Regions from separate parts of the Homo sapiens genome. Here regions 1, 3 and 4 are each linked to region 2. The links are chromatin contacts, found by Hi-C or POLR2A ChIA-PET in ENCODE. All regions are on one chromosome and are shown on one strand. The core of a region is the stretch at or near the end of the contact, and the rest is flanking DNA. Distances in the headings are between cores, read along the strand shown. Region 1 holds the start of PSMD10 (proteasome 26S subunit, non-ATPase 10). Region 2 holds the start of AMMECR1 (AMMECR nuclear protein 1). Region 3 has its middle 48 kb from the start of PRPS1. Region 4 holds the start of LHFPL1 (LHFPL tetraspan subfamily member 1).

Region 1 (3,072 bases), core at 225-2,724, 2.2 Mb after region 2:
TTTTCTATAAATCTACAACTATTCTGAAATTTTTGAAAAATTAAATAAAAATAAAAATAAAAAAGTATATGTTTATGAATTGATATCAGTATTTGGCAGTACCTATCTATGTAAAATGACATTTTCAAAGATTAAATAGGTAAAAATTTCCTAACAGATCAGCATTAACAGATGAACACTTAAAATCAATTTTGACAATAGGGAACACTAATTCTGAGCCCCAATTAAGCAAAATATTATCCCCTAAAAAGAATTCTATTCTTCTCATTGGTAGTCTTCCTGTATTACAAAAAAAGTACTCAATTACTATTATATTTTGAATTTCATCAATAAAAATTTGTTGAAATTTGTTTTCTCTTTTGTCATAAAAGTACCAACAAAATATTCTTGATTTTGCCTTTTGGCCTACAAAGCCTAAAATATTTACTATCTGGCTCTTTACAGAAAGTTTCCCAACTCCTGTTCTACACTATAACAGGATAAACATAAACATCATGAGTCTCTTTCTTGAATGTATTCTTATCGTTACCTAGTTGTGGCATAATGTCCTCTGGATATGCCCTATAAAGGATCAGTCTTGCATTGCTTCTGCTATGGCACTATTTGGGATTTCTATAAAAAGAAACACTATTAGCTTAATAGTTGTAGCAAAGCCTTGACAACATAGTTAATATCGTGATATTAAAATGCCAACACCACAGCCCGGTATCCTTAAGATGACCCTCATCAAGCTGTGATGTCACCAGGCTATGGACTCACCGAGGTCTCTTAGATATCAGGTGGCTCCCACGGCATCACACCCTGCCTTTGGCATCACCCTGGCACATCACCTCAGTACGGTGCCATATGCTATCACTGCTGTGGTAGAACCCTGTCCTGATGCCACACCGCCGAGATGTCAGAGTAATTAACCCCCACTTCTTTCCACTCCCTAGGCGGTGGCAGGGAGGGGGAGGGTAGCCACAGTCACCGGTTCGAGCTCAGTAGGTAGTACTCAGCTCCAACCCTTGTCCCTTCCGCCTGCCACTGCAGGTCAGGAACCCCGGGGGACAGGACCTTTAGGCTCTCATAACTCTTGCCCTGCCCCCGAACCTGTTTCATATGGCCGACTCAACGACCCGCCAGCGACTACCCACCCCGGCTCTTTCACACGGTTCCACTCAAAGCCGCTCCCCGTACCTGACTCCATTCTCCAGCTGTCATCCTGGGCCAATTCCACCGGCAACTTGACTACGGACGGACGGTCGCTAGGATCCCTGGGACTTGTAGTTCTGCACTGCTAGGGGCCAAGTCTGTGAGGGCAGCAAAGGCGCCTCCCTGCCCGGAACTGCTCTCAAACTGCAACTCCCAGAGGCGCCGCGCGACGGGAAAAGAAAAGGGAACGAGGAAGGCCGGTGATTGGTGAAGCTCTAACGGCTGTTTTGACTGGCGTAGCCGGAGCCGGCGACGTGAGGCGGGCGTTGCTCGCGCGACAAGTAGTTGCTGGGACAGCGAAATGGAGGGGTGTGTGTCTAACCTAATGGTCTGCAACCTGGCCTACAGCGGGAAGCTGGAAGAGTTGAAGGAGAGTATTCTGGCCGATAAATCCCTGGCTACTAGAACTGACCAGGTAAAGCAACGCTAGGTCTCTCCGCAGTCGGCGACGTCGGCGAAGCCCTACGTGGCTTTCGGGGCCCGGCCCTAGCGGAGGCCCCGTTTCTGAGAGAAGCAGAACCCCGCCCCCGCCGCCCCAAGCAGTCCCCCTGGGTCACCTCGGGACTCGCGATAGGCCTGCGGGAGCTAGCCCCACAGACCTCAGATATTTTCCCGTTGGCCCGGAGCTCCGCTCCCTGATTTTTGGATAGTTCTAGAACGTCTACCGCATTTCTCAGAAACTCCCAATCAGTGAAAAGGAAGGCTTTTTATATGGATTTATTTACCTTTACTAGTAACTGTATTCAGTAACGCATGTGAAATTGAACGCCCCTTCCGTGCCAGGCAGTTTGCTAGGAGCTGGGGATACGGTGGAGTGGAAGATGCAGACAATAAAATAAGCACAAAAACATGTCCGATTACAAATTGTGGTAAATACTCGGCAGAGAAGTTTACATGGTGCTTTCAGAACACGTTAATAGGAGGATCTGATGCTGAATATGACTGTCGTTAATTGGAAAAGTTTTTGCAAAGAAGGGAAGGTTAGTTAGACTTTGAAGCATGAGTGGGATTTCCATGGGGGAATGAGTGGACATTCTAAGCAGAGGTAGACAGAAGTTTAGAAGTGTTTCTTTCTGCCCTCCTGCTCACAGGACTCTCGTGCTTTCATCCTCAGTTTCTAGGATTCATGGTGCCTTTAGTAAGCCCACAAATATTTATAGATGGCCTTGTGTTTCGCAGACAGTGTCGTAAGCACTAGTGAGACTGTCCCATACTTACAGATCTCCATTTTGTGTCTTTTGGGAGAGAATTAGAAATCAAGAGACTGTTTTCTCTTTTCTGGAACTTTCCTTTATTACTCAACCTGAAAATGGCCTTATCTTTACCTGGTTTACTTCATTATGGTCTGGTGATATTTAAGGATTTAAATTTAAATGTAATACTTTATATTAAGATTTAATACTCCATTGGAAATTTAACCATTCTTCAGTCAAGTCAGTGGCTTAAAAAGGGAAAGGAACTATTCAGCATCAAGAGACGTAAAAAACATGAAGAAATGCAATTTATGGATCTCGTCTGGTTCCTGATTTAAACAAACCAACTGCAAAAAGACATTTGGGAGACAGTTGGGGGCAATCTGAATACAGACCGGATATTAGACATTCTAAAGGAGTTAGTGTTAATTTTAGTAAGTGTAATAATGGTCTCATAGTTATATAAGAAATACCTTTATTTTTTACATACTGAAAGAGAAGGGTGAAAAGTCATGATATTTAGGATTTGTTTTTGGAAAGCTCAGCAAGGAAAAAACTAGTTAAAGCAAATAGGGCAAGATGTTTGTTGTTAAATCTAAGCAGTAGGCCTGTGGGTTTCTATTCTATTCCCTCTATTTTTGTGTTTGAAATTTTTTTGTAATAGAGTTTAAAATACCATTTTCTA
Region 2 (3,156 bases), core at 140-2,639:
GTGCACATAGTATGGTGCAGAGGCTCAATATTACTGAATGAATAAATTGTTTTGTTTTTATTCCCTGAGTGGAATGAACAGCCCCCAGCTATCTGCAAGATCCCACGCATGTAGAAAAAAGGTGACAAAAATCAATCTGCAGTTTTTAAATATGCAGATACCTGACTTTATCTAGATGTTTTAGCATGGTGTAGATACAATGCAAATAACTTACGCTTTCTATTTCTATCACGTTCATTTCTACGAATTTTAACATTTGATTATTGTCATTATTTTTATTATTAAGCTGCACTTAGGCACCCAGAAAGGGACTGACTCATATGTCTCCTCATCCATCCAAGCATTTAATTGAGAAATTTTAAAAATGAATATTAAGAGCTAATTATATACTTGAACAAAATCTTTCAATTTGTGACTAAGTACATTACCTTCCCTATTTATCTCTAAGATCTGAGCACTACAGATAATATTCCTAATTGCTTTGTACCCAAGCCAAGAAATAAAAACCAAAACCAGAAAAGTCCACCACTGCAAGTCCCAAAGCACAATTAGTATCTTTGAACCAGTGAAGTATTAGTTAGGACTTTATTTTTGGCTTTTAAATGTTTAAACGGGGCAAGGAGGGTAAGTTGGGGGAACAAGTACAAGATACATAGATTCAGTCGGACTTGAATATTTCTCCATAAGGAAAGGAAAGAGTACCCTGGTGTGTGCTTAGGCTGGAATTAAAAAGACAGCAGCGTGGCCATTTCCTGGATTGCTTTGTACACACTTTACAGGGGCGGTCTCAGGTATGGAGCTCTGGGCACCTGCTCGCTCACACTCCAACAGTTCAGAAACCCGTGTATTTGAGGCCGGGTGGCTCAGGTTCCACGTAACTGGGCTTAAGTGTCATTAATACTGCTTGCGGCGGGGGGTTACTGAGCTGTGCTTTGGGACCTGGATGCTTACTTCGGACTTTCTCCTTTCTTCCCCCCTACCCCCACTAGTTTCCCTTTCCCTCCTTCCTTCCCGGGCGTGCCCACCTTCTCCCTTTGCTCCCACTTTCCGCTGTCTGACTCTTGTTTCCTTCACCTTCCTTTCTAATCGGCTTCCTGTCTTCCAACCTCTGCCGGCCGGAGAGATTGAGATTGGGGCTGGGGCTGGGGCTGCGGCTCAGAAGAGGCACGAGTCGGGCGGGACAGGCGCGAGGCGCCCAGCCGCGAAAGCGAGGAGCGCGCACCGAGGCGGGGGCGCGCGCGGGGCAGCCGCGTGGCTAGGCAGACGGGGCCGGGAGCGGCGCGCGCGCGCCCCGCCAGCCTCTGGCGCGCCCCCGGCGGCCTGAGCCGCAGCGTGCTCGCCCCCGCCGCCAGCTCGCCTCACTTATGGGTCGGAAACGCTGCGTGGGGGAGACTGTTCCAAGATGGCGGCGGGTTGCTGCGGGGTGAAGAAGCAGAAACTGTCCAGTTCGCCCCCCTCTGGCTCGGGTGGCGGTGGTGGCGCCTCCTCCTCCTCCCACTGCAGCGGAGAGAGCCAGTGCCGAGCTGGGGAGCTGGGACTAGGAGGCGCCGGTACGCGGCTCAACGGGCTGGGAGGTCTAACCGGAGGAGGTAGCGGCAGCGGCTGTACCCTCTCTCCCCCCCAGGGCTGCGGCGGCGGCGGCGGGGGGATCGCCCTGTCGCCACCTCCGAGCTGCGGAGTGGGGACCCTACTTTCTACCCCGGCCGCCGCCACCTCTTCCTCACCCTCCTCATCGTCCGCCGCCTCGTCCTCATCGCCGGGCTCCCGGAAGATGGTGGTGTCAGCAGAGATGTGCTGCTTTTGCTTCGATGTGCTCTACTGTCACCTGTATGGATACCAGCAGCCCCGGACCCCCCGATTCACCAACGAGCCCTAGTGAGTACCGTGCCCTCCGCCGCCCTCTCCCTTGCGCTCGGGATGGGGCTCAGAGTTGAGGCAAAGTGCGAGTCCGCCTCCCGGCCGGCGGATGCCCCTGCCCTCTCGCTGCCCGGGTCCCCGGAGCTACTCAACTGAACTAAGGGCACCCTGCGCTTTTTGCCCTCCGAGGCAGGCACCCCACACTTGGAGCAGGGTGCTGCTGCAAGGAATGGCCCCGTGGCTCCTAGAGGTGTTAGCTTTCTCTTTGCGATGACTTCGAGGAGTTTTGACTCCTTTACTTGTCTCCTTCACCACCCCCACCACCCCTCACCCTGCCCCGGTTTTGGAGATCTGGGTTACTCAAGGTGTTGACCTCTCCTCACTTTGGTTTCCATTACCCCAAGTGAAAGCCCCGCCAGTATTCCCGCCCCGCGTATCTTGCACATGGAGAACTACTATCCCATTGCAGGATGAAAAATAGCAACTATCCAACTTCTGTTAGTGATGGAACTTAGCTCTGGAGCTTGTGAGGTTACCCATCTTCTCCTCTGGGTTTTCTTGTGCCCTGGGAAGGGGGGAGGTTTCTTAAAACACATTTTTCCCTTACTACTTATTTTTATCCAAATACACCCATTAAAATGTGTTTCTCGTGTAGCGAGCGCACTGCCGGCTTCCTCACATTTGAAGAGTGCGACCTTTTTTTTTTTTTTTTCCATTCCACCGTCTGGATAATAGCTCATTCAAAGAGAACTGTCCCCACAGAGCCACGGTCAGTTTGTACATTAAGCGTGCATTCGCTTTTGTGTCGATTTCACTTTTTAAGAAATCCATGTTATACTTGATGATTTGAGAACAGTTAAATAGTAAATGTGTAGGAATTGTTATGGTTTCCTTTGGTTTTGTATCTTAAATTATTTTACCCTTCAAGTGTGTGGTTGAAAAATTTTAAAATAGCACTGTTACAGCTAAAAGCCAGGTTAATTCTAATCCCTGTCCATTTGGATGTGTGGGAGGTGGGGCATATGGTTTTTTTTTTTTAATGTGTAAACTGAATGTAAACTGACTTTTTGCGTTAAATGCTAGACAGAATGTAAAGACCAAGAGAGGGCAGAATGAGAAAAAGTGCAATTGCTTTTATTTGAGTACTTAGCATCAACAAGAAAAATAATACAGAAAAAATTTCAGTGAAACTCGTACTGAAAGGCATCAGCCCCTTTTCCAGCTAAGACAAGTGCCCCTTGTCCCCCATATCATAAATACCTGAATTGATGTTCTTTTAAAACTGCTCCTTTTCATTTT
Region 3 (2,867 bases), core at 333-2,832, 2.6 Mb after region 2:
GCACCACTATGCCCCACTAATTTTTTGTATTTTTAGTAGAGACGGAGTTTCAAGCACGTTGGCCAGGCTGGTCTCGAACTCCTGACCTCAAGTGATCTACCCGCCTCGGCCTCCCAAAGTGTAGGGATTACAGGCGTGAGCCAGCATGCCCAGCCGGGAAAGCTATTCTTGAAAAGAGAGGGAATTCCTGAGGTTGACCCACCACCGGAGGCAGCGTTTTTTGCTCTCCAAAGTGCCCACAGGTCTCTCCAAAGGCACTTACTTCCCCTCCACCTCAGATGAGTTATGGAGAGCAAGTGTGAAAATGTCCCTGGTGCTAAATCAATTAGGATCGCCTTGGCAATCAAGTCCTTGATTTGTCAGCTTTATTTCCCAGCTTCTTCCGTACCTTCTAGGTAGAATCTCATTAACTCCTTTCCAATCTCTAGGAAAAAAGCAAGCACCTGAGAAAAAGAGGACACACACAGCTGCATTCAAGCCGCCTTCACAGAGAAAACAGGTAGTCAGTGGGGGAAAAAAATTGGCGATGTTATGCTTAAAATAGCTGGGAAATGGTAGCAGTACTTTAAAAGCAAGCCTGGCTGGGGGGCCTTTCCATTGGCCTTGCCCAGCTGTCTCCCTCCCACTCAGAACGAAATGTTCTGTCTTTTTGTGGTTGTAACCTCTTTTCACTTGGAATGACTTGCTATGTCTGGACGTTGATCAGGGCTGCTGCTCTAAGACGCTCTCACGCAATAATAAATTACCCAGTAAGCCTTGGTGTAAGATCTCCTCCCCCGCCCCCGCCCACTTTTTTCTCCTCCCCGTCCTCCTCATCCCACTGGAAAAGTCGCTGTGGTTGGTTCTTAGGCGGCTTCCAAGCCCATGCTGATCAGCATCACTTGCCTCTGGCCACCCTCCCCTGTGACCGGCAGCACATGTCGCCCCACGCGGCCCCGGCTTGGGGAGCGTAAGGCATGTGGGCCTCCATGCGGCCGCCAGACGAGGGCGGGACCGGGACGCTTCGCCCTGCCTGGGGCTCCTGGTGAGTTCCGGGTGACTGGAGTGGGGACAAGAGGCACCAGGGAAGGACGTGAGTTCTTTAGATTTTCCAAACGCCTCTGACACATGTCCTCACTCAAAGCTGCCCAAGAAAACAAAACAAGCTCCGCTAACTAGGGAGGCGGGAAAAAGTGGGGGAGGCAATGAAGGTTTGGCCTCAGAATCCCAGAACTACAGTGGGATGAGGGGTGGGCAGGGAGGAGGTGGAGAGGCAGGCAGGGCTGGCCGCCCTGGCACAGCCTTGGAAGCCAAGCTTTGGGGTTTAGAGGAGAGCAGGGGTCAAATGCCTGAGAGCCTGCCTAGGCAGGTAAGGGGAAAGGGGAAAGTGGCCAGGGTACAAGAGGGTGGTTCTCAAAATTGGCTGCAAATTATAATCACCTGGGGAGCTTTTACAAATCCGGACACCCGGGTCTCACCTTACACCAATGTTATCAGAATCCCAGGGGGTGAGACCTAGGCAGGAGTGTTTTTCTAAACTCCCCAGGTGGTTCCAATGTGCAGCTGACTCTGAAAACCAGCAGTGCAAGAGCTCGCTGCTCAGAGCTGGTCCCAAGCCCGGCAGCATGAACCACAACTGGGAGCTTGTCAGAAATGCAGAATCTTGAGCCCCAGCTGGGATCTACTGAATCAGCATTTGCATTTTAAAAATAACAGCCCTATTAAAGTATCATTCACATGCCATAAAATTCACCCTTTTAATGTGTACAATTAAGAAGTTGTTAGTATATTCAGAATGTTGTGTAACCACCACCTCTATCTGGTTCCATTTTCATCACTCCAAAAAGAAACCCCAGACCCTTTAGCAGTCAGTCCCCATTTCCCTCCCCACAGCCATGGGCAACCGCTGCTGTACTTTCTGTCTCTAAGGATTTGCTCCGTCTGGATGTCGCAATTACACACATTACGGTTTGCAAAGCACTGGCATGAAAAACCCTCTAAAACAAACGGCCCTTACTCCCTTCCCACAATCATTGCCATGCAGCCATGAGGGTCCAGAGTTGCTAGATTCTCTGCTTTTTTGCAAAAGAAGCCAATATGTGGATTTTTATGTGAAATCTTCCACTTTTTAAAAGGTTGGCAACTAATTCAAATTTATGGAAAACACTGTTCAGGCCAAACAAAACCTGCCCAAGGGCTGGATTCAGTCTGTTAGCCACCAGTTTGCAACTTCTGACAGTCACCAGGTTCTTCCCAAACCCACCCAAATCCTTTCTACTCCAGCCATAGTCTTTCTTTTTGTTCCAGTTTCCATGAGTGTGGGAAAATTACTGCTTAGTAGCCTCCTTATAAAATCTTCTCATCTTATTTCTCCCTTCTCCAAATGGACAGCCAAGCATTTCTTGAGGACCTACTATGTGCTTAGTGCTTTATATATTTTGTGAATCACTTAAATCTTCACAACAACCTTTAGGGCAAAGATTATTACCCAAGTTTTAAAGACGCAGAAACTGGAGCTCAGAGAGGTTAAGTAACTTTCCTGATGTTGCACAGCCACTAAGTGACAAAGCCTGAACTCTTTCCGCCTCACTACACTGCCTCTACTTCACCAATCTCTGCCCCGAGGCCCCATCTTTCATCTTTCTTCCTATTCTGAGCCTTTTCCCTTTTCCCCAGATGATGGACATGGCTGTCTGATGAAGACTCTAGACTGTCACAGAGCATGGTCTCAACAAGCTTAGGACCCATGTTTGCTGGGGAGAGTCTCAGCTTCAAACACTCGGGCTTGTTTCCCCATAAGTACATTCATCCTTGTCAAATATGTGTCCTGATCTTTGCTTTGGAAAATGTGGTCCACAGAAGTGAGCTGTGCTCTATTTTGACGCTGA
Region 4 (2,940 bases), core at 186-2,685, 2.4 Mb before region 2:
TTTAATGAAGGAGGGCCTAACATTTCTTTTTACATAATCCTATGTCTGAAGCAATGGTTCTTAAGGGAATGACAGCTGGGAGGTTATAAAACTTAGTTGGGGGGCTTACACTGCCAAAAGTCTAACATTCCACCTAAGGAGTCATCTGTGCTTCCCCCAGAAACATGATGGCCTCAGTAAGCCATGATTACAGATGGGAATGGATTTATCACTGTGTTGTAGAACAAAACGGTAAAAATTGCTGATGGAAAGTTGCTAGATAGACAAATACATGCATGAATATAGGATCATATCACTGATAAAAGGCAGGACACAGGTGGTATACACAGAAGGCAGGAGAAACTTTGTAAGTTCATTAAATAATCACGGTACAATTAATATGTTAATTTACGGTCATATTTTGAATTATTGCCACAACATGCTAGAAAATAGGCCTAATCACCTTTGTAGCATTCTGGTGAGGGAACTGGGCCATCAGAGAAGCATGGATACTTTGGATCAGTCCAGTGTGCTCTGTTAATGTAACCATTCTTCCTTCTAAATCATTTGGATTTGTTCAGCAAAGTTCCCCATTCACAGGCCATCTAGGAGGGGAAAAGAGACATGTACGAAAATAATAATAATAATAATGATACTAGGTAGAAGATAATAAGTTTCCCCAAATATGAAGTGTCAGGGACATTCACAGGTGGGAAATATGACATCGGGTTGGAGTAGAACATCAGGCAAAGCTCCATTCATCTCCAGACCACTCAGCTCTTTTCCCAAGCAGAGTAGCAGTTATTAGTGCACTGGGATAAATTAAACACTGACTTTTGATTGTATTATTACTATAAAAATATATTAGTTATTCCTTTCAATGTATGATTTCCACAAATTCTGAAATGTAAGCTCATTACATCTTGGAGCCAAAGATTGCTCTGCTGGAGCATCTTCCCCATCAGGCAATGGAAATCAGTTTGGGGAGAAGAGGTTGTTCTGTCTTATTCTATTTAGGCATGTGTTCTCTCAGTCACTTCTAGCCACATGGGTCTGCTACCTACCATGGTAGAGATTATCTAGGGCATTGGAGGAAAATTAGAGAAAATCTCTGTTCCTCAGCAGGCTTTTGGGCAGCAAGTGAGGAAGTAAGATAACGCAGTTCAAGCGCGGGCATGCCTGCGCGCATGCGCGCGCGCTCGCGCGGACACACATACACACACACGCGCGCGCGCGCGCGCGCGCGCACACACACACACACACACACAGAGCTGCTTTGTCCGCTGTGAGGTTGGAGGTTTGGGGACTCTGTGCCCACTAAGCTACTTTCTATTTCAAGTGCCTGTATGTCTGAGGCTGGGTTTGAAGCCTCCAGCGTGTTTGGAGTTAATCCCCATTAGGTTGGACTCCGCCCCTTTCTCCCAAAGGTAAAGCAAGGTTTTCAGGCATCACTGCAAAGGGCAGCTAGTATTCCCATCCTTGTCTAACAAGCTGTAAGGAGAAGTTGTTTCTGAGATCTGAGCCTGAAGAGAGGGAACAAGTCAGTCAGCCTTCGTGGTCAGAAGGTAAATATGCAACTTGGGCCAAATGCAATTCAAACAGCTGGATAAGAAACTGCTTTGCTCTCCCCTTGCTCAGCCCCCCCTTCTCCCCTTCCTTTCTCAGGTTTCCTGTCCTTTCATCTCAAAGCTCAGAGAAGCCGTTTTCTACCCGAGGGCAGCCTGGTGCTTTTTTATTTCTTCATAGTCCGTTGTTTGCACAGAGGCTAAGATGAATCAGGGCTGGATTCCTATTTCATATTGACAAGATTTGAGGACCTAAGGGTTAAGTGCTAGTTGGTTTCCCCAGGGGAGTTGGTAACCTGAGGAGATGAAGTGCCTGTTTCTGGGAGTGGAGAGAGTGATTTTGTTATGACCTGTCTATACAAGTAAAAATGGATCCGGTTTGCTAATGTGGTAGGTTGATCTCCTGGATTTGCCTAAATCTAAGGGGTTATGCGACGGAAATGGGGTAATGAAGTTAAACTGAAATGCAAATATTGAGGCCTCTCAGGCTGGAAATAAAAGAATGCATCCATTTGGTAAATATTTATGAGTTCCTACTATGTGCCAAGGCATGACAATTTCCAGAAGAACCTGAAATACTTAAACTATAAATCCATTCTTGCAAAGAACACTTGGCCAAGTGGTTTCATTTTGTGGTGGGGAACTGAAAATAGAATGAAGCCTAGGGGTGAGGAAAAATCACCCATGGAGTGGTTGTGGGGAGAGAAAGGGGAAAGGAGAGATGTTCTAAATCTTAGGTGGTTTCAAGTCTTTTCCATTACTTATGAGAGAATAGGGTCTTTTCTGGTAGAAAGGGAGAGAATTGATACCTACTCTGGTGTTAGGTATAGTGCAGATGTTTCACTTGAATTTTATGCTTAATCATTTCCATTTTATAAATGAAACCAAAACTCAGAGGTTTTAAGTGATCTTTTTATGTGCATATAGCCTGTAAGGGGCAGACCTCAGGACTCTGTCTCTGATCTGATTCCAAAATTGTGACTTTTCCACTAAAACAGTATTCCTCAATCATTAGTTCCCATTAGAATAAATTGAGGATTTTTAACAATATGAATTCCCATAAATTCGAATTCAGTGAATCAAGGAGGGGGTGACATAGTCTGCATTTTGAACAAGCATTGAAAGTGATTCTGAACAAGCATTGAAAGTGATTCTGTTGAGACAAACATTCTTGATATACCATGCTGCCTCTCAACTTCTCTGAAGTGATTGGAAAAGCAATCAGCCCATCTTCTTCCCATATGGGCCAGATTCACTCAATAGAAGTGGTCAGCTGTGGTGACATTTTATTCCCAGCTTATACAATGGAGTGGAGAGACTAATGGGCAACAATAACAGGGCTGGGGTTTAGGGCTTAACAATGTCTTGCCAGGGATCTTGATAGGGGTAGTTTCTA

The links. A loop is a pair of places that touch in the nucleus more often than their neighbours do. ChIA-PET counts read pairs that join two places held with the same protein, here RNA polymerase II (POLR2A). Pooled maps may share reads with other maps.
Region 1: a loop to region 2 is called in a map of B cell, with 17 times the contacts of the local background. The contact joins the promoter of PSMD10 here to the promoter of AMMECR1 in region 2. A Hi-C loop is called at or near these places in 1 of 168 maps with a recorded cell type or tissue (B cell), 1 of 37 single-sample maps with no recorded cell type and 9 of 50 pooled maps.
Region 3: a map with no recorded cell type shows a loop between it and region 2 (13-fold over the local background). The contact joins the enhancer-like site here to the promoter of AMMECR1 in region 2. A Hi-C loop is called at or near these places in 3 of 37 single-sample maps with no recorded cell type and 1 of 50 pooled maps. POLR2A ChIA-PET finds 5 or more read pairs at or near these places in 1 of 52 experiments (PC-9).
Region 4: a map of CD8-positive, alpha-beta T cell shows a loop between it and region 2 (10-fold over the local background). The contact joins the promoter of LHFPL1 here to the promoter of AMMECR1 in region 2. A Hi-C loop is called at or near these places in 3 of 168 maps with a recorded cell type or tissue (CD8-positive, alpha-beta T cell and naive thymus-derived CD4-positive, alpha-beta T cell) and 7 of 50 pooled maps.

The regions. Positions count from the first base shown.
Region 1 is chrX:108,089,944-108,093,015 of GRCh38, reverse strand. It overlaps PSMD10 (proteasome 26S subunit, non-ATPase 10), which reads left to right and starts at 1,474. Exons shown (of 5, transcript NM_002814.4): 1 at 1,474-1,609. The coding sequence starts at 1,496. ATG4A (autophagy related 4A cysteine peptidase) reads right to left here and starts at 1,238. Exons shown (of 13, transcript NM_052936.5): 1 at 1,180-1,238. The coding sequence starts at 1,189. RefSeq lists enhancers at 1,036-1,275, 1,326-1,725.
Region 2 is chrX:110,316,318-110,319,473 of GRCh38, reverse strand. AMMECR1 (AMMECR nuclear protein 1) reads left to right here and starts at 1,389. Exons shown (of 6, transcript NM_015365.3): 1 at 1,389-1,875. The coding sequence starts at 1,403. LOC105373312 (a long non-coding RNA gene) reads right to left here and starts at 1,222. Exons shown (of 4, transcript XR_938504.3): 1 at 1,026-1,222. RefSeq lists silencers at 1,207-1,356, 1,089-1,423, 1,617-1,676, 1,721-1,876 and an enhancer at 1,397-1,526.
Region 3 is chrX:107,674,991-107,677,857 of GRCh38, reverse strand. No RefSeq gene overlaps it. Among named protein-coding and RNA genes, the nearest start is that of PRPS1, 48 kb to the right of the region's middle. RefSeq lists silencers at 494-613, 1,444-1,503. Within about 2 kb of position 1,582, at least 39 of the 41 ENCODE cell types and tissues checked have a DNase peak (open chromatin) inside an H3K27ac peak, as active enhancers do; they include PC-9, where a contact is called at or near this core.
Region 4 is chrX:112,678,433-112,681,372 of GRCh38, reverse strand. It overlaps LHFPL1 (LHFPL tetraspan subfamily member 1), which reads left to right and starts at 1,435. Exons shown (of 4, transcript NM_178175.4): 1 at 1,435-1,544.